Regions from separate parts of the Homo sapiens genome. Here region 1 is linked to region 2. Evidence: read pairs that join two places in POLR2A ChIA-PET (ENCODE). Cell type or tissue: endothelial cell of umbilical vein. All regions are shown on one strand. Each heading gives the region's core, and the rest is flanking DNA. Links, peaks and the distances in the headings are about the cores only.

Evidence for each region. ChIA-PET counts read pairs that join two places held together with the same protein. Peaks named below come from ENCODE experiments on the same cell type or tissue, not always from the same donor. Only the 100,000 strongest peaks of a DNase experiment are listed, where the experiment ranks them.
Region 1: POLR2A ChIA-PET joins it to region 2 with 7 read pairs; 2 of 35 experiments call an interaction of 5 or more read pairs at or near these places.

The regions. Positions count from the first base shown.
Region 1 is chr10:127,869,463-127,872,374 of GRCh38, reverse strand. No RefSeq gene overlaps it. Among named protein-coding and RNA genes, the nearest start is that of CLRN3, 22 kb to the left of the region's middle. In endothelial cell of umbilical vein, for the core only: a CTCF peak has its summit at 1,741 (motif pointing left); a DNase peak (open chromatin) is centred at 1,694; H3K27me3 peaks cover 239 bases.
Region 2 is chr10:127,987,853-127,990,764 of GRCh38, reverse strand. The region is part of intron 2 of PTPRE (protein tyrosine phosphatase receptor type E); the gene reads right to left. Among named protein-coding and RNA genes, the nearest start is that of PTPRE-AS1, 55 kb to the right of the region's middle. In endothelial cell of umbilical vein, for the core only: no CTCF peak of the experiment used is centred there; DNase peaks (open chromatin) are centred at 1,064 and 1,894; H3K4me3 peaks cover 1,524 bases; H3K27ac peaks cover 2,500 bases.

The sequences.
Region 1 (2,912 bases), core at 283-2,782, 120 kb after region 2:
GACGAACCCTATTGGCTTGAACCCAGGGGCAACTGGGAAGTGTGCTATGGCCACGAGTGCAGGAGCTGGCACCCCTGCTTCCCGGGTGGACCTGGAGGGCCGAAGCATGAAAGCCAGGTTTCTGTCTCTATCAGGAAGACTCATGGCCTGGGCGGTTTTGAGTTCTGAGAGCAGGCTGCCTGGAACCCAGCTCGCTGCTGTTGGCTGAACCCTGCGGGTGTGAGGCCTTCCTTGCCAAGTGCGTGGGAGCTGAGTGGGACTGACTGCCGCCTGTTACTCCTCACTCCCCATGCGGATTCTTTTGTGCAGCAGCGGCAGCTACACTCATCTCTGGAACATTATCCCAGCAGCCAGAGAACTGCCCTCCAATCCCCCGCTGAGGACACTGCTTGCCCCTGCATGTAGGGAGCCAGGGCGTGGACTTACCTGATCTAGCCTGACCCGCTTTGCCCCTTCACTTGCCCTGGTAAACACAAGGGACAGGGACGTTTGGGAACTCCAGGACCCCGCCCATTGCCTGAGACTCCAGAGTACCTCCCCTGGGTAACATGAGGCAAGCACCAACCCCATCACTACCACCTCAGCTGGTGATCTTTTGCGAGTGCCACCTCCTGGCTGGTGGCCAGCTGCCACCATCCATTGCAGCATCTGCAGGCACAATAACACATTACTCAGGAAGAAGAAAACCTCTGTGCAACCTCGCCTACTGACATTGCCTGCATCACCCTGGCTAACCAGATGTTGAGTCTTTCCATATGGAAAGTACGTTTCCATATACCTAGTACGTTACTACTATTGTTGGCTTTGAGAAAGCCAACATGCTAAGGCTATTTACAACCAAGAAAATCTCAGTCTATGTCTCTCCCCTGCCACTGCTGGGAGACTGGACAAGTTACATCATTGGATCCCTTGTAGATATCCCTAGCACCAGCCTGGAATGTGGCAGCCCGACTGGGTGGCTAGACCCAGAGGAGCAGCAGCATTCACAGTAGTCTGGCCTTCAGGGGCTGCTACTCCTAGGGGAAGTGAGAATGCACACATTAAGGGAGGACCCTATGAGACAAAGGAATTCAGAAGGCAGGCCTTGAGTGCTAGAACTTTCCACGGGTGGGAAGTTTCTTTCAGCAGAGGCACAGGTGCAGTGCTCGGTTCGGTGGGGAAAGTCTGTTGCTCTACCCAAGTAGTCAGGCAGCCCTGATACTTGTGAATGGTCTTGGAGAAGGGGACTTCTTCCATCCCTTGACCACCACTGCAGAGGTAGCGGGGGCTTCTCCCATAGGAGCTTGGTGTGGGTGCATTAGTAGGCACCCTTTCTGGAACACTCTAGGGTGACTGCATCCCCACAGCATTCCCTTCCAGGTTCAGGCTTGCATGAGAGAGAGAGAGAGAGAGAGAGAGAGAGAGAGAGAGAGAGAGAGATTCACAACCCCTTTCTACATGAAACATCAGTATTCCTGATGAATAAGAGCTGCCTGTCTGATCTAACAGCTGGAATACCAGGTCAGGAGTGGGCTGGGAGGTGGATTACTTTCCTTCTGGCCTGGAAGGAGAACTGTGGTGGATCCCTCACCTCCCCCTGAAAAGAACTCAGTGCATTTTACTGACAGCTTCCTCAGTCACCTCTGTCAAAGCTGGGACCTCCACCCACCACTGGGATATCGCTTTTACCCACCTGCTTTAGCTGCAGCCATTTTCTTTTTAACCCATTGGCACCTCCTACTGGCCCGAAGCCTGAACTGTTCAACCTAGTGAATAAAATACTGGGGAATTTTTCTTTTTAAGTGCACATCACTGGGAAATGAGATATTCATGAGACCACGGCCATTCCAGCCCCACATGAGACAGTGAATCTGCTTACACACACAACACATTTTTAGTACATCCAGCATCTGAGAAATCCATCACACAAAGATTCTCCATAACCAAGGAACTCAGAGTCTTTGCCACTGAAAGTATGCAGAGCTGAAGCTAGGTGACAATGAACTATAAACATTAAAGTCACATCCTCACGGGGAAATGTTTTAAAACCAGTCAAATAAAAATTAATTTAAAAATCATAAGAAGAAAGAGTCTACCCAAATGAGAGTAAATCAGAAAGATAATTCTGGTGATATGAAAAAACAGGTTCTAAAAACACCCACAAAAGATTACACTAACTCTCCAGCAGTGAGTCTAAGTCAAGATGAAATCTTTGAGATACCAGATAAAGAATTCAAAAGGTAAATTATTAAGTTACTAAAGGAGAGACAAGAGAAAGGTGAAAACCAACATAAAGAAATATTAAAAACAATTCAGGACATGAGTGAAAAACTTTCTAAGGAGAGGCATATTTTAAAGAAAAAACAATCAGAACTTCTGGAAATGAAAGACATATCTGGGGAACTACAAATACTGTGGAAAGTTTTAGCAATAGACTAGACCAAGTAGAAGAAAGAATTTCAGAGCTCAAAGACAAGGCTTTCAAATTAACCTAATCAGACAAAAATAAAGGAAAAAAAGAATTAAAAAAAATAAACGAAGTTTCCAAGAAATATGGGAAAACAGCTAAACCTAAGAATTATAGGCATCCCTGAGGTAGAAGAAAAAGCAACAAGTAGGGAAAACCTATTTGAGTAAGTAATTGAGGAAAACTTCCCTAGCCTTTCTAGAGATTTAGACATGCAAATACATGTCTAAGAAGCTCAAAGAACTCCTGGGAGACTCATTGCAAAAAGGACATCACCAAGGCATATAATCATCAGGCTATCTAAAGTCAATGTAGAGGAAAAAATTCTAAGAGCAGTCAGACAAAAGCACCAGGTAACCTACAAAGGAAAACCTATCAGACTAACAGCAGACTTCTCAGCAGAAACATTACATGACAGAATGCAATGGAGTCCCATCTTTAGTCTCCTCCAAACAGAATAATTGTC
Region 2 (2,912 bases), core at 94-2,593:
AGGCAGGAGGAGGAAGCCCCTAGGCCAGTGCTGCTTTCTCATAGGAAGATGACAAAACATTCACCCCAAAACATGCAGACACATCCTGCAAGACAAGGGGATGAGTGCGGCTGGTCCCCGTCATGGCCGACACATGCAGTAGTTACTTTCTGGGGATTTCTGTTGCTAACTCCAAATCCAGACCAGCACCACCCTAGAGCATAGAACTCTAGGTCTTGAAGATGTCTTTAAACAATTCTCACCCAGCCCTTTATGTTTTAGACCAAGAAGGTGTGACTCAGAGTGATGAAGTGACAAGTCTAAGTCACTCCGCTTTCTTTTCTTTTCTTTCTTTTTTTTTTTTTTTTTTTTTTGAGGTGGAGTCATGCTCTGTCACCCAGGCTGGAGTGCAACGGTGCAGTCTCGGCTCACTGCAACCTCCGCCTCCTGGGTTCAAGTGATTCTCCTGCCTCTGCCTCCTGAGTAGCTGAGATTACAGGCACGTGCCACCATGCCTGGCTAATTTTTGTATTTTTAGTGGAGATGAGGTTTTACCATACTGGCCAGGCTGCTCTCAAACTCCTGACCTCAAGTGATCCAACCACCTCAGCCTCCTAAAGTGCTGGGATTACAGAGGCCATTCAACTTTCCAGAACTAAAATCTTTCTAATCAATCATTTTTCTAGGCTCCTGGGCAAAACACACATTTATACTTAGTAGAGAAAGGACTCAAACATTGGCTCTCTAAGCAATATTTCCTGAAATTAGAACTAGAATCAACCACTTCATTTTTCAATATCTTGCACAATTATAAGCTTGCAAGAGATACCTGATAAACCCGATAAACCCTCAGTGAGCGAATGAACAAATTACTGGCTGTGCTGGAAGGAAACATGCCAAGTGTGTGAAAAGAGATTAGAAAGCTGGATTTGGTCAGCAGATAACATGCAGAAATAATTGGGAACTCTGGCCAAGATCAACTCAAGTGATCATAAAACTGTTCCAAAATATAATTATCAACCAGCAAACCGTTTGCAGAATCCACAGGATATGTTCTTATTTGTTAATGTTCTCTGTCACTTGCATAACTGTCAAATAATATTTTTCATAACGGAAAAGTTTTTCTTTTGGCAGGTCTGAACTTCACCTTTGGTGGTGGTAATGAGAGCCGACTGTTTTTTCAGTTGGAGAGGAGCAGCGTTTCAGTCCGAGAGAGCACCGCTGGGGACTGGCACTTCCTTTCCACTGTCCTACAACTCACTTATCCAGCCTGCCTGGGTCTCTGTTTTCCCCTCTTTAAGGGAGAGGTGACAAGGCATGCCTGGACTGCTGCCTCTGCATGTTTAGGGGGCCCACTTGAGATCATGAATTTGAGCATGCTTTGTAAATAAGTGCTCCATATGTATGTGTCTTATCAGAAATGCAATTTTTGTTTAAGCATAAGGCATGTAAGTTATCTGGAAAAACAGGAAATAGAGCAAATCCTGTTTTTCTAAATAATAATTTCACAAACATGAGATTTAAAAAAATTCATTTCTCAGCAGCAACATGCTAACATGATAGCTTTAAATATATAATATGTATATGTAAAATATAATATATATAGCTTTAAGAAGCTATCTATATGTATATGTTATAGCACTTGAACATGAAATCTGCACCATTTCTGATAGCAGATGAATCTTGGTAGAGTTGTTTGAAATCAGTTAAATACTATCAACATATTTTTTAAAAGTTGTTAGAACTGAAACAGCCCTCATCATAAAATAAACACAAATCCAGTTTTCGTTTTTTTGCTTATGCTCATTTCTATTCAAAACAAGGAGAAAAGCTACCCAGAAAATCTATTACATGACATGTTTTTGTTCAGTAGTTCCACAGAGATCCTTCCTTTCTTACCATTTTAAATAATTTTTACCAAACTCTGCAACATAATAAGCAGTTTTAAAAAATGTTATTGTAGATTCGAGAGTATGTGTGCAGGTTTCTTACATGGGTACATTGCACAATGCTGGGCTTTGAGCTTCTATTGAACCTATCACCCCAATAGTGAACATAGTACCCAATAGAGAGTCTTTCAACCCTTGCTCTCCTCCCTCCCTCTTCCCTTTTGGAGTTCCCCGCATCTGTTGTTTCCATCTTTATGTTCATGTGTATGAGCAGCTTTAAAAAGTCACCGCAGGCCAGGTAGGGTGGCTCATGCCTGTAATCCCAGCACTTTGGGAGACCAAGGTGGGCGGATCACCTGAGGTCAGGAGTTCGAGACCAGCCTGGCCAATATGGCAAAACCCATCTCTACTAAAAACACAAAAATTAGCTGGGCATGGTGACAGGTGCCTGTAATCCCAGCTACTCAGGAGGTAGAGGCAGGAGAATCGCTTGAACCCTGGAGGCAAAGTTTGCGAAGAGCCCAGATTGTGCCAACGAACTCCAGCCTGAGTGATAGAGCAAGATTCAGTCTCAAAAAAAAAAAAAAAAAAAGAAAAGAAAAAAAGTCACTGCAAATGGTCATTTTTGAGCAGAATGTGATCTCCTTTCCTGTTGCTCAATCCACAGGGGGCCACCCCCAGGGGATGGTGCTGCAGTTGAGGGTGAGTTCCTGTATCAGGTAGGACTGGTCCACCCACGGCCCTTGCATTTGGCACGAGACCTCATCCTGATGCACCGCCGGGTCTGAGAAATCTCTCTGTAACTCATACACCCAAAAGCATTTATACATTTCTTGTCTTCTTTCTCCCAATATGAATGATGCCACCCCTTAGGCAGTTGGCACTCATCTGCAGCCGACAATATCGCAACATGAACTGCACAGGCAGGAAACCCTTACACACAGAGTGCCGGCCCTGGCCTCAGGAGCCTGAAGACAAGCTCCTTGAAGACCTGCTCATTGGCCTGCAGTCCAGGTCCCTCACACTTGCTCTGTGTGTCACTTA